Linked DNA regions of Homo sapiens: region 1 is linked to region 2. Evidence: chromatin loops called from intact Hi-C (ENCODE). Cell type or tissue: tibial artery. All regions are shown on one strand. Each heading gives the region's core, and the rest is flanking DNA. Links, peaks and the distances in the headings are about the cores only.

Region 1 (12,591 bases), core at 2,763-10,762, 460 kb after region 2:
GGGTTGATGGGTGCAACAAACCACCATGGCACATGTATACCTATGCAACAAACCTGCACATGTAGCCCAGAACTTAAAGTAAAATTTTAAAAAATTTTAAAAAGCAACAACAACAACAAAATGGAGTGAATAATGCTTTCCAGCATTTAAGTGACTTGCCTGAAGTCTTATGGCAAGCCACTGGTGGAGACAGGATTTGAACACAGACCTCTTTGTCCATTCAATCATAAAAAGAGCCCTGGACTTGAGATCAGACAGACCCAAAGGTAAATCCCATCCCTGCCATGGGCTTGCCATGTGACCTTGGCCAAGTCCTTTCCCCTCTCTGTATATCAGGGTTTCTCTCTATATGACCAGGAGGGGTTACCAGTCCAATGCTAAGCTCTCATTCTTCGTGCCCTCTAAACTCATTCATCCATTTAACAAATACTAATGTTAGAACAGAATACAACTCAGGGTGCTGTGCTAGATCCTGGGGTAGGGCAGGGATCTTCAGTACAGGCCCCTAACTCTTGGAAAAATCTCCCATTCCCTCACCCCCTTCCCCAGGCTTGTCTCCAAGGACCTCAGCTATGCTGGAACATCAACAGTGGAGCTGTTGGTATCACTCTATGTTATAGTCACCAGCCTCAGCTGGGCTTTCAAGGCTGCCTGGCATTGCTGCTTTATTTCCACAATCACTTCCCTCTTGAGCTCCTTGTAATGACCATTGCATAGCTGCCCCATCCCCAGACCTCTGACACCCATCTCCTCCCTCAGTCTCAGTATGTAATCTTGCCTGCTACTTCCCAGTAAAAGTTGAAGACCTTAGATGAGAGCTTCCTCAACTTCCTGCTACCCTCCCTCCATACCCACCTTCCTGTCCTCTCCTCATTCCCCTTTGCTCCACTTGAGGCCCTGCTTCTGCTCCCCTTCAAAGACATTTCTGCCACCTCGGCTTTGGAACTCTTCCCCTCCCACCTTTGCAGGGGTTCACAAGATCAATTTTCTCTTCTCAACAGCTCCCTCTCAACCAGATTATGAGCATCAATATTTAAACATGCTTAAGTCTTTTACACCTTAAAAATAAAATCCTCTCTGTGACCTAACATCCCCTTCCAGCTGCCAGCTAATTTCCCTCCTCTCATTCTATTGCAGTCAGATCTCTTAGCTACAAGTAACAGGAGCCAACACTTGCTGATTTAAGCAAAAATGGAACTGATTAAAAGGATATTGAAACATATGTCCACAAAAAGACCTGTACACAAATGTTCATTGCAGCCTTATTCATCGTAGCCAAAAACTGGATATGGCTTTAATATTCACCAACAGGTGAGTGGATAAGCACATGCAGTATATTAAATAGTGCAGAATATGATCCAGCACCAAGAAAGCATTAACCACTGTAGATAAACATGTTTACTGTAGGTAGGCACACACCTACATGGATGACTCTCGAGAACATTAAGCTGAGGGAAAGAAGTCAGATACAACAATATTGATTGAATTTGTATAAAACTCTAGAACAGGAAAAACTATAGATATAGAAACCAATAAGCAGTTCCCTTGGACCAGAAGTCGGTGGGAAATGAACTGCAAAAGGGCACAAGGCAACTTTTTGGGGTGATGGAAGTGCTCCATATCTTGATTACAAAAGTGATCACATAGGGGTACACATTTTTCAAAATTCATTGACTTGTACCTCAATAAAGTGTACTTTTAAAGCTATACATACATACATACATACATACATACATAATTAACAGGTGCGCACATACTTGGTTGGCTTACAGAATTGCCAGGAGGCTGGAGAAACCAGTTTGGGTCTGCTTCTAAAACCACCATCACCACCACCACTTCCACCAACACGACCACCACCATCACCTCCATCACCATCACCATCACTGCCACCACCCCCGTCATGGCCACCACCACCAATATCACCATAATCACTGCCACCACCATCACCACCTCCATCACCATCACCACCACCACCATCACCACCACCACCACCACCACCATCACCAACACAACTCCCGCTATCACCACTGCCACCACCATCACCATCACCACCACCACCACCACCACTACCACCACCACCACCACCATCACCACCATCACCATTATCACCACCACCACCATCACTACCACCACCACCACTTCTACCACCACCACCGCCACCATCACCACCGTCACCATTATCACCACCACCACCATCACTACCACCACCACCACCACCATCACCATCACCACCATCACTACCACCACCATCACTTCCACCAACATGGCCATCACCATCACCTCCATCACCATCACCATCACCATCACTGCCACCTCCCTGCCATCGCCACTGCCCCTACCATTGCCACCGCCACCACCATCACCACCACTGCCACCACCACCATCACCACCACTAACACCATCACCACTACCACTACCACCGCTTCCCTTTCTGTTGGTGCCATGGTGAGCCCTGCTTACACCACTGTAGCTAGCTCTGCTATCCCAGGAACTCATCATTTTACAGCCAGCAGTGCTCTCAGAACACATTCCTCTTGTGCATTACTTGTTCCTGATTTTGAGTCTGGGATAACACTTCTGATACATAAGCCTTGTCCTATGTTCATCCCCACTCCAGGCCAGCTGGGAAGACAGGTACTGTATTTATCTGGTACCTTCCTCATGTGTAATGTGAGACAGGCTCTGTTTCTCAGCAAGATTCATAGGTAGAGAATTCTCCAAAAATAGGGAGATGATGCAGTTACTGGGCAACCAAAAAGAATGACAGGTGCCTACTCCTACACCTCACACAAACTCCTCAAAAGAATTGTCTACACTAGCTACCTCTGTTTCATCTCCCATTCTCTTCCCCACTGCAATCCAGCTTATACGACCCCCATCACTCTCCCAAACATGGCTTGCTAAGGTCACCAACGGCCTCCCTTTCTCTTAACCTAACAGACACCTTCTTTTTTTTTGTTAAGCAGTATTTGGTAAATGTATTTGATTGATTTAACAAAAATAAACTATGTTCCTGTTCTAAAACTGAATCTAGTGAGGGAGACTTCTGTGACAATTTACAAGGTATGAGGGAGGCAGTAAGGGAAAGCTCATATACCATGCTAGTTTTTCTCCTAAGCTCCAAGTGCCTTTTCTTATAAACCAAAGTGCTCCCATCGGTTAATGGGAATTTTTTTAACTTTTATTTTAGGTTTGGGGGTACATGTGAAGGTTTGTTACACAGGTAAACACACGTCACAGGGGTCTGTTTTTACATATTATTTCATTACCCAGGTATTAAGACCAGTACCCAATAGTGACCTTTCCTGCTCCTCTCCCTCCTTCCAGCCTCCACCATCAAGTAGACCCCAGTGTCTATCGTTTCCTTCTTTGTGTCCACGGGTTCTTATAACTTAGCTCCCACTTATAAGTGACACCATGTGGTATTTGATATTCTGTTCCTGAGTTAGTTTGCTAAGGATAATAGCCTCCAGCTCCATCCATGTTCATGCAAAATACATAATCTCATTCTTTTTTATGGCTGCATAGTATTCCATGGTGTATATGTACCATGTTTTCTTTATCTTGTGCCATTGATGGGCATTTATGTTGATTCCATATCTTTGCTATTGTGAATACTGCTGCAATGAACACTCATGTGCATGTATCTTTATGGTAGAATGATTTATATTCCTCTGGGTATATACCCAGTAATGGAATTGCTAGGTCAAATGGTAGTTCTGCTTTTAGCTCTTTGAGGAATCATCATACTGCTTTCCACAATGGTTGAACTAATTTATACTCCCACCAACAGTGTATAAGTGTTCCCTTTTCTCCACAATCTCCCCAGTATCTGTTGTTTTTTTTTTTTACTTTAAATAGTAATAGCCATTCTGACTGGTGTGAGATGGTATCTCATTGTAGTTTTGATTTGCTTTTCTCTAATGATCAGTGATATTGTACTTTTTTTCATATGCTTGTTGGTCACATGTATGTCTTCTTTTGAAAAGTGTCTGTTCATGTCTTTTGCCCACTTTTTAATGGGTTTTTTTTTCTCTTGAAAATTTGTTTAAGTTCCTTATAGATGCTGGATATTAGACCTTGGTCAGATGCATAGTTTGCAAATGTTTTCTCCCATTCTGTAAGTAGTCTGTTTACTCTGTTGATAGTTTCCTTTTGCTGTGCAGGAGGTCTTAAGTTTAATTAGATCCCACTTGTCAATTTTTGCTTTAGTTGTGATTGCTTTTGATGTCTTTGTCATAAAATCTTTGCCTGCTCCTATGTCCAGGATGGTATTGCCTAAGTTGTCTTACAGGTTTTTTATAGTTTGGGGTTTTACATTTAAGCCTTTAATCCATCTTGAGTTGATTTTTGTATAAGGTATAAGGAAGGGTTCCAGTTTCAATCTTCTGCATATGGCTAGCCAGTTATCTCAGTACCATTTATTGAATAGAGAGTCTTTTCTCCATTGCTTGTTATTTTCAGCTTTGTAGAAGATCAGATGGTCATAGATGTGTGGCCTTATTTCTGGGCTCTCTATTCTGTCCCATTGGTCTATCTGTCTGTTTTTGTATCCCTACCATGCTGTTTGGGTTACTGTAGCCTTATAGTATAGTTTGCAGTTGGGTAACATGATGCCTCCAGCTTTGTTCTTTGTGCTTAGGATTGCCTTGGCTATTCGGGCTCTTTTTTGGTTCTATATGAATTTTAAATTTTTTTTCTAGTTCTGTGAAGAATGTCATTGGTAATTCGATACGAATAGCATCGAATCTGTAAATTGCTTTGGGCAGTAGCCATTTTAATGATATTGGTTTTTCCTATCCATGAGCCTGGGATGTTTTTCCATTTGTTTGTGTCTTCTCTGATTTGTTTGAGAAGTGTTTTGTAATTCTCATTGTAGAAATCTTTCACCTCACTGGTTAGCTGTATCCCTAAGCATTTTATTCTTTTTGTGGCAATTGTGAATGGGATTGCCTTTCTGATTTGGCTCTCGGTTTGGCTATTGTTGGTATATAGGAATACTAGTGATTTTTGTACATTGATTTTGTATCCTGCAACTTTGCTGAAGTTGTTTATCCGCTGGAGGAGCTGTTGGGCTGAGACCATGGGGTTTTCTACACATATAATTACATTGTCTGCAAACAGATAGTTTGACTTCTTCTCTTCCTATTTGGATGTCCCTTATTTCATTCTCTTGCCTGATTGTTCTGGTTAAGACTTCCAATACTATATTGAATAGAAGTGGTGAGAGAATGCATCCTTGTCTTGTGCTAGTTTTCAAGGGGAATGCTTCCAGTTTTTGCCCATTCAGTGTGATGTTGGCTGTGGGTTTGTCATAGATGGCTCTTGATATTTTGAGGTATGTTCCTTCAATACCTAGTTTATTGAGTGTTTTAAACATGAAGCGGTGTTGGATTTTATTGAAAGCCTATTCTGTGCCTATTGAGATAATCATGTGGAAACACCCTCTTCTACAGGCTTCAGTGACACCTCCTCCTGAATTTATTTCTACTCTCCCTCATTTGATCGCTTGGTAAGATCATCTTCCTGTTCCCAGCCTTTCAATGTTGGAGCTCCCCATGGCTCAGCCTAAGACCTCTTCTCTTCTCCTCCATTCCCATCTCTCACTGGTGACTCACATTTATCTCTCTGGTCCAGAGAGACCTCTTGTCCAAGTTTCAGACCTAGCTGACATCTGCATTTAGCTGTCTCTAAGGCAATAATTCACACTCATCTCTTCCATTCAAAACCAACAGAGAGACAGATATGTGAATCATATAGGAGGAGATAAAAATATCAGCCTCAGTACTGGTGAATATAGATTGAAAAGGCTGCTTTGATGTATGGCCACAATCATACTTCCTAAAACTTATCCCAACACAAGTCCTTTGGGTGATGCACCCAGGTGAGCATTTGGGTCAGCAGAGCAAACATATTCCTGCAGAATCACTTCTATATGCCCACTGAACTACAATAATAGGAGCAAAGAGGGTACAAACTCTGGATAAACTCTAGAAGGCAGGCCAGACACTGCCCCAACATGCTTCCTACATGAAAGAAGGAGCAGAGCAGAACATGCCAAGCCTGCAGGCAATCCTCTCTCCCCGGTTCAGTCTTGGCTACCTTCAGATCTCACCTTTAGTACCTTCCACTGGGCAACCATCTCTGCAATCCTTCCTTCTCTACAAAACCAGGTCACTTCCTCATCACAGCCCTTCATAGGCCCCCTTTTCTTTCTTCAGGGTCCATCTCAAGTCTGCCACTACTGATTCACTGGGGGCTAATGGATGGCCATCACACTCACTTCTCATAAGCCACAGGACCTCAGGGAGGTGGCTGCTCAAGCGCCCTTTTATCCCCACCATCTGTCCCAGCGACAGGCACAAGATGGGGCTTGATCAATGCTTATATTAAGTAAATGAATGAATTTGATGATCCCTCAGTTTATTTTCTCTCTTCTGGACCAAGCACTGTCTGAGCCATTCACTTATTCCTGCCACCACCACCCCCACCCCCCCACCCATCTACGTGTGTGTGTGTGTGTGTGTGTGTGTGTGTGTCTCCTTCACTCCAGTCCACTATTCTTTCTTTACCTCTCTCCCTTCCTCGCTCCCACCCACAGATTCCTAACAGCTTTGCCAAAATTCCTCAGCCCAAAACTTTTGTGGCCACAGCGCCACCTAGAGTTCATCTATGAGATGGGCCAACCCCAGAGCCCTTGACCGCTGTCCAGCCTAGTGCGGCCCAACTCTGCCTTGGCCCCTCCACCTTATGTTCTGAGCACATCTCTGGGTCTTCACACTTCATTTTCCTGGATTCAATGTATTACCGTTTCTACAATTCCCTAAGTGCCTAGTGGAGACTTTAAAACAGAAAACTGCAGCAGGGCAGAGAGAGGGACAGATGTGGTTCAAAGTATTTCCCTCTAATGTTTGATCTACCTGTCTTTCCCTTCTTCTCTCCAGTTCTGTTTTTCTCTTCTCAACTTTAGCTAATAATTCCAATTGGTATTACAATACAGCAAATATTTCATGAGTAACAACAATATTTAAGACCCCATGCAAGGTATCAAGAGGAACTTACAGTTATGAGAGAAGGCATGTGAAAGGAAACAAGTATTTCTCTTATTCTCAGCTACTATTGCTTTTCTAAACCCACAGGCATTGTTCTGGCAGTTTGGACTGAATGCCTCAAAAACTGGTCTGGTAATTTCATCATGTGGGCAGAGGTTCATGAATAAGAAAGCACAATCCATCACTGCATGTAATGGCAAACATGTAGAAACAACCAACCTGCCCAACAGTAGAAGACTAAGTTATAGCACATCCACTTGCTTGAATAGTATGCCACTAAAATAATGCATGTAAGTGCTGTATAATAACGTGAGGACTTAGTTTTGAGCTAATTTGGGGGTAGGAAAACAGTTTACAACTTGTGTAGGAAGTATTATCTCAATTGTGTAAAATAAAAATACATGTGTGGAAAGATTATGAGAGAATAGTCTCAAATATTCTTAATGGTTGTTCTGCGGAATTCATTTTTTATTTTTCTTTATTCCCGAAAATGTAATGAGCTTGTGTTTCATTTACAATGAAAAATTAGAATAAACCTAAAAAATACTAGAATAATCTGAAAGAAAAGAAATATTTAAAAATATGAAATAAATCTGTATTAAGATGGTTCTTTCAGAGAATAAAACAGTGGTTACTACAGGTAGAGAAGGGAAGAGAGAATGGGAGACGCAGGTCAAAGCATATATAATAGCACATATGTAGGATGAACAAGTTGAGAGGCCTAAGGTACCACATGAAAACTAAAGCTAATACAATTGTATTGCATTAGTGGGGAAATGGTTCTCCAAATAGTCTATAAAGCTCATTATCAAACTGGGAAGTCTTTGGACTTTTTCTACTCTGGGGATAGAGAGTTTCGAGGTCTTCTGAGACCCACCAGATTCAAGGTCAAGAAGGAATCACAAATGTCTTCCCATTGCCCTGGGCTCAGCCAACATCTCCTCGGTACTTAGAAATGTGATTGGATCCCAGCGTTAGGGAACATATCTCAACCACTGGGCCTGCCACAGAGCATCACAGTCTACTGAGAGGAGCAAATCAAACACTGGGGACAATTGTGTGAAAGCTGTTACTGCAGGTGTGACTGCTCCTCCCCAACTCCCACCACTTTAAGATATGCCACAGCGACCACCCTGTGTGGTGGCTGTGCAATTACAGAGGAGCAGGGGCTGAGGCCATGTCTCCTCTCCACACCCTGTGGGCATTACCAGGCATACGGTGGGTGAGCATTGAAGACTTGCTGAATGTGAATCCTTCTCCACTAGGTTCTTGCTCGTATCCTGCCCCATTGCATCCTCACAGCAACCCCATGAGGAAGAGGACATTATTATACCTATTTGTCAGAGAACGGAACACATATGTCAAGTGGTGAAGTGATCTGTTCAAGGGCACACTTCTGGAAAGTGGCAGAACTGAGATGTTGTCTCAAGATCTGTCTGTTGCAAGCCCCACATTCTCTGTCTTGAGAGTGGCTGCATGAAGGAGCATATAAGGGAAATAGAAGTTTGACTTTGAGTTTGACCTGACCTTGAGTCTGACTTGACCCTGAATCAAGTGTCATCCCCACTAATTCATTATGTGACTTTGGGCAAGAAACTGCTTGGGGCCTTGGTTTCCTCAACTGCATAATGAAGACAATAATAATGCTTCCCTTGTAGAGTTATTGTGAATATTAAACACACACACAGACACATGGTCCCAGATGGGGTGACGCTGATATTATTTGAATTGTTCAAGAGCATAGAAAAAAATAAGGAAATCTTCAAAACATCTTTCAAAAATGGACCATAATGTTAGAAAAAAACAATAAATACTGTACAAAAACAAAAAGAAAACTACAGGGTAATCTCACTTAGAGATTTAGATGCAAAATCTTTATTAAAATATTAACAATCAGGATACAGAAGAACATTAAAAGAATACTACTATTTCCAAGTGGGATTCATTTCACAATGTAAGGATAGGTCAATATTAGGAAATCTACTATTATTCATCATATTAAAAGAGCAAAGAAGAAAAATCAGATGATGATCCCCAGGGACAATGACAAGATATGTTACAGAACTTAACAATTCTTGATGAAAAAGAAACAAAATGCAAAATAGAGTGGAAATGGATGGATGTTCCTAAGTAGATCTTCCTTGGGATAAGGAAAAGCAGTATCAGCTTTAATGTCACAAAAGGACTATCACTGAAATCCAGGAGAAAGATAAGAATGGCCACTTCTTCTACTATTATTTTTGCTTATTCTGAATTTACTTGTTGCAGGAGGCAGGGATGCAGAACTATTTCTTCTCCACTTCTGATGTTTTCTTCATCTTGGAGGGAGCCCAATCAGAATAACACACCTGGCCTTTCTCCACCCCTTATTCACTCCACTCCAGGGAAAATGGAGTGGCTTAGACTCGTGTATTTGGGAGCCTTACTTTGGGAGAGACCTGCCCACAGAGAATACACCTTCCCCTCTGCACCCACCCCCATACCTGAATCTTACAGGAGCAGCTGCCACTCACTCCACCACATGAGAGCATCCACACTCATCCCACAGTGCCCATGACATGGTAAGTAAGTCTGTTTTAGAAGATCCCCTTACCTTACAGATATGAGTCACATTCTCCAATAACTAGTCCTCGTGGATAAAACTGGTGCTGGCGTCTGCTTTGTACTTTCCCTGTCTTGAGCAGGGAAGAGGAGAGTATTAATCGAATCCCCTGAGACTCCATGAGTACTAATCAATGCAGTAAGACAAGACGAACAAAATCGAGGTGTAAAAAAATGAAATGAAGAAGAGAAAACCTGAGAAAGTATCTACAGAAAGATTAAGAGGGCTCAGGAATTCAGTTGAATACAAAATAAATAGCTCTAATATATACAAATAACATTCAATTCGAAGATATAGTGTAATGGAGGAAAAACTTATAATAGCAACAATAACGATAAAATATCTAGGAATAAACTCAACTAGAAATCCTAAAGACATTCCCAAGAGACATGAAAACATACTCGAACAAAGGGAAAGGCTAGCCCATGTTCCTGAATGGGAAGACACAACGTCATAAAGATGCCAGTTATCCCTAAGTTAATATAAAATTTAATGTAATCTTGATGAAAGGATCAACAATATTTTTTTAACTGAATAGTCAATTCTAAAGTTTATATGGCAAAATGTGTGCAATAATATTCTGTAAAAGTCTAAAAAGGAAGCGTAATAAGGGATGGCTAGCCCTATAGTTAAAACAACATTTACAAAGCCACGCTGATTAAAACAATGTGGTACTGGCACACGGACAGATCAACAGAACAGAATGAAAAGTCCAGAAAAAGATGAAGATACAGACTGGAATTTAGTGTATTGTGAAGGTGGCATTTCATATCAGTAGGGAAAAGATGCGTTATTTAATAAATGGTATGGCAACAACTAGGTAGTCTTCTGGGACAAAGTAAATTTGAGTTTAACCTTACACCTTACTTCAGGATAAATTTCAAATGAATCAAAGATTTGAATGTAAAACAATAAAAGTTCAAAGGAGCATGAGAGAATGATTTTATAATTTCAGAACAAGGATGACCTTTCTAAATATGACAAAATCAAGAAGTCTCAAATTTTTAAAAAGCTAATGTTTGACTATAAAAAAAACTATAAATTTTATTCATGGCAAAAACACTCAATAAAATTATCAACAGATTTTTTTTTCGAACTTGGCTGGGTGCTATGGCTCACACCTGTAATCCCAGCACTTTGGGAGGCCAAGGTGGGAGGATTGCTTGAGCTTAGGAGTTCGAAACCAGCCTGGCCAAAATGGTGAAACCCTGTCTCTACTAAAAATACAAAAATTAGCTGGGTGCAGTGGCAGCCACCTGTAACCCCAGCTACTCAGGAAGCTGAGACACCAGAATTGCTTGAACCCCAGAGGGGTGGGGGGTGAAGGGCAGAGGCTGCAGTGAGCGGAGATAGCACCACTGCACTCCAGCCTGGGCGACAGAGTGAGTCTCCGTCTCAAAAAAAAAAATTTTCTTTTGGAACTTCACAAACTCTAACATTCATATGAAACATGTACCCATTGAATCTAAAATAATACAAATTAAATAAAGTTCATATGGAAAAGTAAATATGTAAAAATGATTTATAAGAAAGTTGAAGGACAAATAATGAACTGAGAAAAATACTTTTAACTCATATCACAGGCAAAAGTAAATTTCCTTTAAAATGTAAGCTCTGAAAATTGATTAAAAAGATCAACACTTCACCCCTACCTCTGAAAATAAGTAAAGGATATAAAGCACACAATTCAGAGAGAAGGAAATACAACTCTTAAGTGTGTGGAAAGATGTTCACAATTAAAATACGAGAAATGCAAATTAAGACTTCACTAAGATCTCTTTTACACCTACCAGACTGGCCGTGATAAAAGAAATCCAATAATATACTATGTTGGCAAGGATATGTTGAAGCCAACATCACATTGCTGGAGAGTGTAAACTAGTTCTGCTCCCTTGAATGGCAATTAAAGTACATATGTATGTACTCTGTGTACCAGCAACTCCCTATTTCTAGGAATTTATCCTGCTGACATAATTATGCACCTGCAAAGTGATGTTAGTACAAAAATTGTTATTTGTAGCATTGTTTGTAATAGTAAAGAATTAGAAACAAACTAATTGTTAATTAATAGGGGACATTTAAATATATTGAGGTATACTCATCAATTCCATTCTTTGCAACCATGGAGAAGAATAAGAATGATCTTAGTGAGTTGCTAAGGAATGTTCTCCAAAATACATTGTTAGGTGCAAAAAGTGAGATGGAGAAGAACACAGTGAACAGTATGCTCCCATTTGTTGTTTGTTTGTTTGTTTCTTTGTTTTTGAGATGGAGTCTCGCTCTGTTGCCCAGGCTGGAGTGCAGTGGCACAATCTCTGCTCACTGCAACCTCTGCCTCCTGGGTTCAAGTGATTCTCCTGCCTCTACCTCCTGAGTAGCTGGGATTACAGGCACCTGCCATCATGCCCCACTAATTTTTTGTATGCTTCCATTTGTTTCTTAAAAAGGAGCAGGATGGGGTGACCATATACACACATTCATTTACAAATGAATAAAAATATCTCTGGAAAGAGACACTGGGTCCTCCAGAAGTGGGAGTCAGGAGAGAGGATGGCTGAAAGGCTGGAGACAGGGGTGGCAAAAGACTTTTCACTGTACATCCTTTTGTAACTTCTATAGTTAGGGTCATATGAATTTAAAATAAATTTTTAAAATAAAGTTTTTTAGAAAAACAAAAATTTACATGTGATTTCAGTCTTTGGGGGCAGAATATCTATTCATTTTGGGAAAATACATGAACTGGCCATTTAGTAATATCTTATAAAGCAAATACCCTCCAGTTTCTTTTTGGGGAACATTTAAGTAGCTTGAAGTGGATATTTGATCTTGTTGTTGTGATGAGGGCTGTGTTTCTGTAGGTTTTATTGTCCTTTAAAAAAACACACAAAAATAGAAAAACTATTTCTTTGCTCTATATGAGTTAGACTTCATTGTGTG
Region 2 (12,591 bases), core at 1,538-9,537:
GGTTAATAATACTGAATTGTTTATATAAAAATTGCTAAGAGAGTGGATCATAAGTGTTCTCACCACACACACACAATGGTAACTATGTGAAGTGATAGATGTATTAATTAACTTGATTGTGGTAATCATCTCACACTGTATACCTATATCAAGTCATCACACCATATACCTTAAGCAGATATAATTTTTATTTGTTCATTATGCCTCAATAAAGCTGAAAAAATAAAAATAAAACAATGCATCCACACACAAAGACAGGAGGAAAGGGCAGCTAATACTAGAGACATGGCCATCATTTGGACCTTAGAAAGTAGGTCTTGGTGTTGAGTTACAGTTCATGCATGGGTGTGTCCAGCAGATGCACACCCGCGCATGCACACACCACCCCCCTCCCCCCACACACAAACACTATTGGTAGCTTGTCTGGGAAAGCACTATGGAGTAGTCATGAGTGCACATTGATGACCCCGGATAAGACTGTATGTCACTGTGAGTCCCTGCTTCCTCATCTGTGAAGTGATGTCTGCAGTAGTTTCTAATGACCTTGGAACTCTCAAGTGTGATAGACTAAATTATCCATGAGGGCTCAAGTCCCAGGCTTTAAAAGTCAGGCGTGTGAATCTGAGCCTGGCCCGGGCAGGGCAGTCACAGGTGTGTGAGGCTGGCCAACTCATTTTCCCTCCCCAGCCTCAGCTTTTCTGTAGGTGAAATGGGGACAGCAAGGCTTACCTCACACAGTCATCTTGAGGTATGAAGTGAGTGTGTAAAGCACAGACCCCTTGGTCTGACACAGAAATGCTCAGTCAGTAGGAGTTGGTGCTGGCCCTGTTATCATTCACAGGTGAACGGCTTCTCCTGGCTCCACACTGGTGTTCACCCTGGAACACCAGGTCCAGCTACTCGGTGCTGACAAATCCCAGAGCCCCAAGAGGCCTTAAGTTGGGGTGGCTTCTGCCTGAGTCTGAAGCTCACCTTGTCACATCCTCTACAGAAAGCAGAGACTGCAGTTATCCCAACAAGACTCTGGGGAGCTCTTCAACCAGCATCTGGTCCTCACTGGGAGGGAAAATACAGGCCACAGGTTCCCTAATGCCTCCATAGGAATTGAGCCAAGGAGATTCAGAGGAGCCTGGGATTAGCAATCGGAGGCAGAGCCTGGGATCTGGAGCCACAGCTCCTGCCACCATTCCCATCCATCCCGGACGTCATGCCTTTTCCTAGATCCTGGGTCCTATGGCACCCCACAGTTGCCCATGCTTCCCTCATTACCACACCGCTCAATTGTGTCATGACTGCTCATCTGTTTCCCTTGCTAGTGGTGGGCTCATGGGAGGCAGGGGTTTTACCAGCTTCATTTCTGTTCCTGGCACGTGGCCCAGGGCCTGACACACAGTGATGGTCATTGTTTCATCACATAAATGAATGAGTGAATATTACATTAATTTCTTCCTTTCCCCTGAAAGCTATTATAAAGTATAAAGTGTAATTCAATGTAAATATTGTCATTAGCAGCACCATATGTATCAGCTGCGATTAATCTGGCTATAATACATGCCCAAGTTAAGAGTAGCTTAAGCAGGAAAGATTTTTTTTTTTCATGTAAGTCTGGAGATAGATAGAACAGGACTGGTAGGATAATTCACAATTTTTAAAGGTGCACAGCCCCTTTTATCTTTCTTCTCTACCATATTCCATCTCATTGTTAACATGGCTGCTCAAACTCCAGCCATTGCCTCAGTATTCCAGAGCATACTTCCTAGAAATTGCACATAACCTTTCCACTATTATTCTGTTGCTCAGAACTTAGTCATGTGGTCTTATCCAGCCGGGAAGCAGGGTGGGAAACACTGTCATTATTTTGGGTGATCTTGTGCCCTGTCAAGAATCTGAAATTGTAAAAATCAGGAACAGATAATGGTGCTGGAGGATCTTAGGAGTCCCAGCCATACCACCCTTTATAGTCTAAACGACACACCACGTTCTTATCTTCACCTACTAGCCCTGTGTGGTAATTAGGGATAAGGGATTCCTTAGAAACTGAGGGGGAGTCAGGCAGTTTCTCAGGGTCTCAGTGAATTTATGGGAAGACTGAGATGTACCCCCAAGGCTCCCAGCTACAGGGCTATGCTCTTTTCTCTTCATCATCTCATGCCAGGGCTTCTTGGGAATGGTGGAGGTTGAGCTCCTTCCTCACAATTCCGTCAACAAACATTTCGCGACTATCTGCCATGTATGCAATAGCCACTTGGGACTCAGAAATGAACCAGGCCTAATCTCTTTCAATGACCTCGTGCTCTGACTTGGAAGGTGGCTGACCCTTAAACAACTGCTTATAATGTACTGTTATAAATGATGTGAATGTTGTAAGTATAGATGGCTCCCTAGGCTCAGAGGATGGGAAACTGACCCTTCATGGTGTGCAAGATACAGTCTTAGGTTCCTTCCAACTCCAGTATTCTATCTGAGACAGAAGATAGGGCTGGAGAATTTGGGCTGAGTTCAAGACCTTAAAAGAAGGCCATTCCTGTTTATATTTGATGTGGTAATTATAGCACCGAGGCTCAGGGAGTTCCAGTCACTTGTCCGAGGTCAGACAGCAAGCAAGTGGCAGGGCAAGATTTAAACACAGGTTTCCGACCTCCAGGCCCATGTCTTTTCCTTTAACACACTTTGGTATCAGTTATTTGTGTCAGCTTGAACATACATATTAAGTCTCCAAAACGTTCATAAGTTTGTAGTTAGTTATTTCCATTGTAGAAATTTATTCTATGAAAATTATCATGTATTAAGATTTTACTCAGATTTAACACCAGGTCCAGGTACTTGGTCCTGACAAAGCTCTGAGAGGCCCCAGGTGGGGCTAGGGGTGGCTTCATGTTAAAAATAAAAACAATTTAAATATTCAGCTATAAGGGAATTTTTGTATAACGTAGTGAACAACTTTGTAGTTCCCAGACCAGCAAGATCAGCATTATTGGGCAAATTGTTAGAAATGCAGATTCTTGTCCTAGCTGATACTTCTTGATTCAGAAACTCTTGGAGTGAGGCTCAGAATTCCTAAAGCCCTCAAGGTAATTTTGATACCTGCTAGAGTTTGAGAATCATTGATGGAATGGGATGTTACACAGGCAGTTAGTGTTTTCAAAGACTGCTTAACATGAAAAAGTGCTTATAATATTAAGTAAATAAAAAGAGAAAAAATGGTTTATGTTTAGTGTGATAATTTGTGCATTACAGATAGTATGATTTCCATTTGTAAATATGTGAGTACGTACCATATATTTGTAAAATCAAAACCATTCATATATTGCATATATACATTCACACATATGTACTAGCAGAAAAAGTGCTATTCTCAATATATCAAAGAAGGTAATTTTGAATTACTCCTTCTTTGCACCTTTATGTATTTTTCCAGATTGTCTTCTCTGATGACGCATTTTTTATTATCAATAAATAGCTTGCCTACAAAAAAAGGCTTTTTCAGAATATGCAGTACAAAAGATGACCACAGTGGGGAGGAGTAGAGCACACTTTAACATCTCCCATCCCACCTGCCTTCTGGGCCATGAGGCAGATCACTAGGTACCTGTCCTTTCTCCACTCCCTTCTACCCCCATCTCATTCTCCATGTAAGGCTAACTTCCATATACAATATTTGTAGATAGCCAAGGAATTCACTGGGCTTTTCATTTTGCAGCAAGATGTTGAACATTCTCTGAGACGTTCCTGGCAAGTAGGAGCCGACGTATGAGAAAAATCTCTGACCCTATCTGACTTTTTATTTATTCTCTACCTTGTTCTGAATTTTCTTAAGTTCTCTGTGTAACTCTCCCAATCTTTCTCTCTCTCTGAAAATCCACAAGTATCTATATCTCTGAAACTTTTGTAAACATTCTCTGGAACACTGTGATAATATCTCAGAAATATAATGAAACTGGCTGAAATGTTATGGCTTTCTCTTTAAACTCTCTCTGAATCTCAGGACTCTTGGTCCATCTGTCCATCGCAGCCCATTATCATACAGCAAATGGGTGTCGGGCAAAGGAAGCTGCTATTTGTGACAAATACTCCCTTCCAGCTCACTAGCTCATCCCTCTTAGGAATTTGCTCACTTCCCAGTTCTGGGCTACACCTTTCTTGGTTCAGAAGAAGGTGGAGATCAAATCCCTTTCCTCCAGTGAAGTTCCAGCTAGATCTGGGAACAGAGAAAGCTGGGCAATTGGGGAGTCAGATCTAGGTTTGATTTTCCACTCCTTGTCTTACTATTTGTATGACCTTGAGCAAATGGCTTTCTTCAAAGTCTCTCCTTCCTAATCCAGTGAAAATAATGATGGGGACTGCATGACTTTTGTGAGGATTGGGGGTGATAGTTCACGTGCCACTGCTACATGCTTACGGTCAGTAATAGATGAGTCAAGTGTAAAATGCCTGGGTAAACACCAACAACCCTCATGACTTTCATTGAGACAGGAGTTCAGAGCATGGAGAGATCTGTGTGTGTTTCATAAGCCCTTGCCATGGAGAGGTAGTAACTCAGAAAGTCCATTGCATTTAGGAAGTTGCTTTGTGTAAGCCCAGGACATTCTCTTCTCTGCGGCTTTTTGTGGGATGGTGGATATGTAAGAATTATTTGCACATTGAATGTGCAATATCAAGGGTTGGGCACAAGGTGGCGCAATGGGGCAGGTTTCAGCATCTTTCAGAGGCGTTCCCATTCAGGGATGAGGAGTAAAGCATTAGTGGTATTTCCATATACTATTTTATGTGTGACCCCATCTGCCTGCAGTGTTAGCATCAGATGGGGATTTTCTGGGCAGCTGGAAGTCTGAGCTATTGCTGAACAGTACGTCATTGCATTTAGAATTTAGACCAGTGTGGTTTAATAGAATTTTCCACGATGATGAAAATGTTCTGTCTGTGCTGTCTAAAATCTTAGTCATTAACCACATGTGGCTACTGAGCACTTGAAATGTAGCCAGTGTGGCCAAGGAACACAATTTTAAAGTTAATTTATTTTTAATTTTAAATATAAATAACCACACACATGGTTTCTGAATTGTACAACAGAGAATTCTAGATAATGTCAGTTTTTCTAGTAATAAATGCTCTCCATCCTAGCCCCTTTTTGAGGTTGGGCTTCTAAAGATTAGTTAGGTTGTCTCCCAAGTTTCTCACAGTGGAGAAGGGGAGGAAGTGCAGGAGGAAGCAAAAATGAATTTATAAACACTATAATAAAAGTGAGCCTAATTACAGCAAGAGATCAAAATAAATAATACCGATAGTTGCTTTTAGTTTTGAGTGCTAGCCAGGTGTAAAACACTTTAAAATGTGATTTAATCCTCAAAGAATTCCTATGCAATTTTGTAGCTGAAGAAACCAAGGCTCAGAGTGGCCAAATGGTTTGTTATTTGTGGCAGAGAATTTAGATGCCCATCTAGGTGAGCCTCGGACTCTAAAACCTTCCTACAATGCTGATGTAAGGCTTTAAAGAAGAATACATCTCATCGAGTGAGAATACTATTGAAGGCTTTCTAAAGACGGTTGGGTTTGAGCTAGGCAGGAAGAATAAATGGGGTTTTGTTAAAAAAGAAGAGAAGATAGGGTCCAAGCAGAGGGACAGTATCAGTCAATGAGTAAGAAATGCTGGGAGCATGTTCAACACATTATCATGGTATTTAACCAAAATTTGAGGAGGGACATGTCTCTCCTTTGTAATGGGCTTGGCTGGGTCCAAGAAGAGGCGACTGGTGCCTGACTAGAGGGAATCTGTATTTGTAGGAAAATAGAGAGAGCCTGGTCTGCAGAAGAGTATCACTGAAACCACTAGTCTGGGAGAAAGATTATGGTGCCCCCATAGGAACTGGAGAGCTGCAGAGCCAAGAAAGGAGGGGCAGGAGGGGCAGAAGGGAATGGGGCTCCCTTTGAGATGGGTAAATAAATGGAGTGTAAACATACACCCATGTATGCTTGAATGTCAAGGGAGACTCACAGGTTATTAAAGGATCCACTGCGACTACTTGGAGGAAGAAACAGGGAGTGATGGAAGCCAGTGGGTCTCGTTGAGACTAAGTCATGTGAGACATGCCTTACTGCTTTACCTGTGTTTTTAAGATTAATTGATTAACAGATCTAAGAGAATCTATTGACCAAACAATTAAGTAGTTCTTAGGCATCAATTATGTAATGGGCCCAGCAGTCAAAGCTTTTCATGTTGGTGTTTCAAAAGGACATTTTCCAAAAATCTCTTGAGGGAAATATGGAGAAATGTATGTTTGATGACTCTGCAGTAGCTGATGCTACCATGGCAATCTGGAGGCAGGCTTCCAGGGACTTAACCACGTTCTTTCTTGACAAACGTGTTGAGTGATTTGAATAAAGAATTTGCCAAAGGGCTATCAGATTTGGTAAGGACAACTAATTCATTATCCAGAGAATCAAAAGCAAAGCAGTTATTATCTGCTATAATTGATTTGACTCTATCAGGATAATATTTAATTACAAAAACTATAAAGTTTAGCATTTAGCCTCAGGAAAACCAATTTTAAAAGAGAAGTAGTGTCTGCTTTGGTAATGTCAGCCTGCTAGCCATTTTTTTTTTTTTTTAGCTTGAGCTATCAAGATGCTGTGGTGAATAAACCACTGCCTCACAGGTCTTTCATTCCTGTCAAAAGATCTTTAGAGACAGATGGAATTCCTTTTACACTCACTGCTTGAGTGAGGACTGCAAACACTACGGTGACTTTTAGTGTGCAGAGTGGAGACCTGGCTGTGAATAAACAGTGACATCCTGGCTTTTCTGCTGGAAAAAGAGAATTGTTTAAGTTAAAAAATGTAAAACTGAGGGGTGGGGTTGCTGTGTGTTATTTCTTTTCCCTAAATGCAGATCTCTGCTTAGAAAGCCAGACTCTATTTATCAGGCTTTAGCCCTGAGGAAATAAGAAGAAAGGAGAAAAGGGAATGTCTCTAAAGTAGCACTGGATGGGGGCAAATGTGGGCAGAAGAAAAGATTGAGCTGCTTGAGAGTGGGATTGAGTTTGCCTTACTTTGCTCTGCCTGTTGCAGGCACGTGTGGGGCAGGCTAGATGGAGCGTTTGTTAACTGACTACTTAGGTGATGGCAGAGTCACTGACCTGGCCTTTCCTCCCTTCTCCAATCTTTTCTCACACTCAAGCCAAAGAGATAGTTTCAAATGAGTATTTGTGTATGTCCTTCCCAAATCTTACACTCTGCTTAAAACCTTTCAGTGATTTTCCAGAACTCTCAGAATAAAGCTAAAATTCCTGAACATAGTCTACTAGACCCTGCCCAGTCTGCCTTGCAGCCTCATTTTGCCTCAAATCTCCCTCTATTTTGCTATGTTTCACCTGCTATTGTCTTAGATTTCCTGGCAATGTCCTGTACTTCTTCCCACTGCAGGACCTCTGCACATGCTCTTGCTTTTGGCCAGTGAGTTCTCCTGGGCCCACTCCCTTACTCTGAGCTCTCAAAGATCCGTGTTCTTCCCACAAGCTCCAGAGAACAGGGATTGGCCTTTGTTTGCTCGTTGTATTATCCCCAGCACAGTGCCAGACACATAGAAAATCCCTAATTGAAACAACCTTTGCAAAAACTATAACAGTGGGAAAATTATGACAGAGAAAGAGATCTTATCTAATCAACCCCCATCTTACCCTTAACCTTGGTCATTCCTGGGCTTGGGCCAAGCTAACTTTGGGAGAAATTTAGTATATAGTTTAAATAATAATAGCCCTTCCCCAAACTAAACCACCTTTGTAAAACTAAGACCATCAGGTTAGGAGGATGAGAGGAGGCTGAATTCGGCTAAGATGTAGGTATAAATGATGACTAGTCATTATTCTGGAAATCAGCTTCCTCAATTACTCCTGCAGATAACATCACTATTGCAGAACCTAAGACTGGCCTTTTGAGTTGTCTTTTCAGGCTTTTGCATTTATGATGACTGGATGGCCCCACCTGGACCCACGACTCTGGACTTAACTGGTCCTGTGGCCCTCACCCAGAAGCAGACTCAGTGTACTGCAACCGTGTTCCACACCCCTAGGATTGCATCCTCAAATAATCAGCAGAACCTGTTCCCCTGCCTCCCCTGTCCTTGAAAAGCCCAAGCCTCTGAATTTTTGAGAACATGGATTTGAGTAATAAAACTTCAGTCTCCTGTTCAGTTGGCTCTGCGTGAATTAAACTCTGTCTCTATTGGAATTCCCCTGTCTTGATAAACTGGCTGTATCTGGGAAGTAGGTAAGGAGAATCTGTGGGGTGGTTACATAATTATTGAAAGAATGGCTGAATTTTCTTTCTAGATTGCAAGACCTTTGTGCTATCCATCAGATTTTGCTTTTAGGAAATGAGAAGAAAAAATAACTCAGAGCAGTCTGAGTCATGTGAGGTATAGAAGACTTATCAGGCCCAGAGAAACAAGAGTTTAGGACATCAGTCACCCCCACCTCCACCCTGCACCTATATCTGGGGGCAATTTTTTAAAGATATTTTGTTCCTGACTAGTTGCCTCACTCATTATCTTCATGTTTCTGAAATTCGTGATACAAAGAACAATGTATAGCCAATCAATAGCTTATGTTATTTTAAGAACATCTTGATAAACAACATAGAAACTTCCTCCTTTTTTCCTTTAAAACTTGACCTGTGGCCAGGCGCAGTGGCTCACACCTATAATCCCAGTAATTTGGGAGGTCGAGGCAGGTGGATTGCTTGCGCCCAGGTGTTTGAGACCAATCAGGGCAACATGGTGAGACTCTGTCTCTACCAAAAATTTAAAAATTAGCCAGATGTCGTGGTGCTTACCTGTTGTCCCAGCTACTTGGGAGGTTGAGTTGGGAGGATTACTTGAGCCTGGGAGGTCAAGTCTGCAGTGAGCCATGACTGCGCCACTGCACTCCAGCCTGGGTGACAGAGTGAGACCTGGTCTGAAAAAACAAAACAAAAGAAAACAACCAACTTGAGTCTGGGTGCAGTGGCTCATGCCTATAATCCCAGCACTTTGGGAGGCTGAGGTGGGTGGATCACTTGAGGTCAGGAGTTTAAGACCAGCCTGGCCAACATGGTGTAACCCCATCTCTACTAAAAACAAAAATACAAAATTTACCCGGGAGTGGTGGCGGGTGCCTGTAAACCCAGCTACTAGGGAGGCTGAGGCAGGAGAATTACTTGAATCTGGGAGATGGAGGTTGCATAGAGCCAAGATTGTGCTATTGCACTCCGGCCTGGGTGACAGAGAGAGACTCCATCTCAAAAAACAAAAGAAAACAAAACAAAAAAATAACTTGTAACTGTTGCCAATCAGAGTGTATATTCAGGGCAACTTGAATCTATGGTCCTGGGTTTCAGTCCTCAAATGTGGCCCCAGTAAACTCTCTACTTATATTAATTTTGCCTCAGTCTTTTTTTTTTTCCTTTTAGGTTAACAAAAAGCATGTAGTATCCATTTTTCATTGCTCTTTCCTTAACTTCTGTGTGGGTTGGGGTAACATCTTTACTTCCTGATGGGAAGGCTTTGATGTTGATAAAAGGCCAATGAGTAGGTAGGGAAGGTTTCTGGGGCATGTGACTGGGGGAGAAAGAAATTTTCCCAGGCTGTCTTAGGAACCACGTGCTTTGCCAATCGCCACGTTTGTTCTGCCCGGCCCAATCTGAGTTGCAGGAATTTAATCTTAATAATTGGATGATAAAGAACACATCCACCCATAGAGCCCTAAAGGAGCTGGGGTTTCATCAGCTTGAGGAGCAGTATTCTATTCAAACCTATGCATATGTGGGAGAGGAAAAAATTTTCTATCCTCTTAGAGTTTCTAGCTAGGCCCAAAAATGAAACCGACATAAAACAGATTAACAGAAGAACAGCATGCAAACTTTATTCCTTTTTTTTTCTTTTTTTTTTTAGATAGACTCTTGCTCCCAAACCCAGGCTGGATGCAGTGGTGTGATCTTGGCTCATAGCAACCTCCACCTCCTGGGTTCAAGCAATTCTCCTGCCTCAGTCTCCTAAGTAGCTGGGATTGCAGGTGCCCACCACTACGCCCAGCTAATTTTTTTTTTTTTTTTTTTGTATTTTTAGTAGAGATGGGATTTTGCCATGTTGGCCAGCCTTGTCTCAAACTCCTGACCTCAGGTGATCTGCCTGCCTCCCAAAGTGCTGGGATTACAGGCATGAGCCACTGCATATATGGGGATCTTTATAAGAGGACAAAGACCTGAAGGAGTGACTGGAACAGAAAGCTTTTATATCATTTAAATAAAGAAATGATACTGTAGGGAAAGCTCACTGAAAAATCACCGACATGAGACAGCTTAATAGGATAAAATGCACACAAATTTAAGAAGTGAACTGCCTTCATGCAACATGCACAGAAAGTGCACATGGAGGGAATTACAGGGTGACTACTCACTTGCAATGGGGTTAAGAAGCTTATGTAACATCCTGACAACAGGTTATGGGAGTGGTGAGAAGAGGAATTCCATTGAGGGGCAATAAAGGATTATGAAGGAGAATGAATGGATTCTGGAACTGAGAGTAACTTGTAAATAGTTCTCTTTGACAGTGAAAGGGCCTGTTCTGGTGTGGTCACATTTGTGGTCTTACAGGAAGGGGAAGTAGGTATGGATAAAGGAAATTCCTCTATCTTTAGACTGTATGGGGCCGGGCGCGGTGGCTCACGCCTGTAATCCCAGCTCTCAGGGAGGCTAAGAGGCGGGAGGATAGCTTGAGCCCAGGAGTTCGAGACCTGCCTGGGCAATATAGCGAGACCCCGTTCTCCAGAAAAAGGAAAAAAAAAAACAAAAAAAAAAAACAATAGACTGTATGGATAAAGGAACTTCACCTTCCTTGGGAGAGACAGCAGAGGGAGAAGGTCAGAGAAACCTTGAGGCTTCTTCTGTTCAGCCTGTCAACGCATTGAATTTGGGGTATCTGTTTCTGAGCCCCAACAATACATTTGTGAAGAAATGACAAGACAAAAGGGTTTGAACTAGGAGCTGTAAGTTGTGGAGAAGTCACTAGGAGATATATGGTGGTGGTGGGGCAGGGAATAAAACTAGTGGAAGATAAGGGTTATTTTAGTATGTTTGTTTGTACAGATCCATTTCGGCATTGATTCCCAGTCTCTGGTGATAAGGGTATTCTTCTCTTCCTGGCACAGGGAGGGAATCTTTCTCATGGAAAATTCTGTGGCTTGTTTTCAGTAGAAAAGGAGCCGTTAGATGACTCTTCCTGCATCTGCTGTTTCTCAAGTGTCATCAGCTGGAAATAATTAATATGTCAAAGCGGCATATTTTGGCGTGGCTTGTCCTTAGCTCTTTCACCTGTCGTATCTCATGTGACTTTAAACCGTGTTAAACCATGGTGCTGTGGAATAGCCTCGTGAAAGCGGAATAGAGCTGTACTGAAAGGTTGCTGTTTTCCTATTATTGATGGGGATAGCCACGGATTCTTCTCTTGGGAGTCAAGCAACCCACACAGACCGTGTGCCCCCAACTGCCTTTGGGCATATGCCATCAGGGAGAATCCCTGGTGGTGCAAGAATTCCAGTGCTGGAATGGGAAGGTTTGCTTAATTCCTGGATTTAGTATTCAGAAGCTGACTTGCTCATAGATACTGCACACACTTCCCAATATCAGAGTTTTGTTCTTTAATAAAAGTAATATTTTGATCTCCTGCTTTACTATATAGTTTTATTTTCTCAATTAATTCAAAACTTAGACTGAAAGAAAAGGGGAGCTATAATTTTTGCCCCTTTGGAGCTCCAACAAAATATACAAATTTAAAAATAAATGATGGGACAGAAATACACTGGAAACCTGTAAATCTATTAAAATTATGTTTTTGAAGACCAACAATAAAACAGGTTCATAATGTATTCTGGAGTGTAAAAAAAGAGAATAGAATTATAGTGTTTGTCAAGCATTCCAAAAATGTGTTCCCTGTATCAATATTATCAGCACTACGTGGGAACTTGTTAGCAAGTTCTTGCACTCCACCTAGAGCTACTGAGTCAGACACTCTGGAGTGTTGCCAGTGGTTTGTCTTTAAAAAAACCCTGCAGGTAATTCTCATGAACGGTAAAGTTTTGGAATTCTTCAATTTTTAGCACACACACAATACTGGATGGAAATATACCAAAATGTTAATACTAATATTATTTGAAAGGTGAGGCTACAGTTGTGTGCATGATTCAGTATAAGTTAATATTAAAATAAATTATTTCATTTCCAGAGGTTTTTGGTGGATTCCTCGGCTTACCTCCCATCAATAAATCCAAAAGAGAACAGTAATTCTTCTTGTCATTTTGTAAGTTATCACCATTTATTTATCAAGCCCAAGCAAGATTACATATATTTGTGGTTTATGAGAGTAGGTCATTTTTCCATTTAAGACTTTTTTTTTTGTTTTGAAATAATTATACATTCACAGGAAATTGCAAAGATACAACTGAAAGCAATTGACTTTGGTATCCTAAACCTTTCTATAACTACTTATCAATTTCACGAGGGTTTTGTTTGTTCGTTTTGAGATTCCTTGGGATTTTCTGTAGAAAGAATCATATCATCTACAAA

The links. Hi-C counts contacts between places; a loop is a spot of excess contacts. Peaks named below come from ENCODE experiments on the same cell type or tissue, not always from the same donor. Only the 100,000 strongest peaks of a DNase experiment are listed, where the experiment ranks them.
Region 1: a loop joins it to region 2, with 10 times the contacts of the local background. A loop is called at or near these places in 50 of 110 quality-filtered maps.

Annotation. Positions count from the first base shown.
Region 1 is chr1:47,732,849-47,745,439 of GRCh38, reverse strand. No RefSeq gene overlaps it. Among named protein-coding and RNA genes, the nearest start is that of LINC01738, 51 kb to the right of the region's middle. In tibial artery, for the core only: a CTCF peak has its summit at 6,669 (motif pointing left); no DNase peak of the experiment used is centred there.
Region 2 is chr1:48,194,433-48,207,023 of GRCh38, reverse strand. No RefSeq gene overlaps it. Among named protein-coding and RNA genes, the nearest start is that of SLC5A9, 22 kb to the left of the region's middle. In tibial artery, for the core only: CTCF peaks have their summits at 3,503 and 4,661 (motif pointing right); a DNase peak (open chromatin) is centred at 4,703; H3K27ac peaks cover 1,125 bases.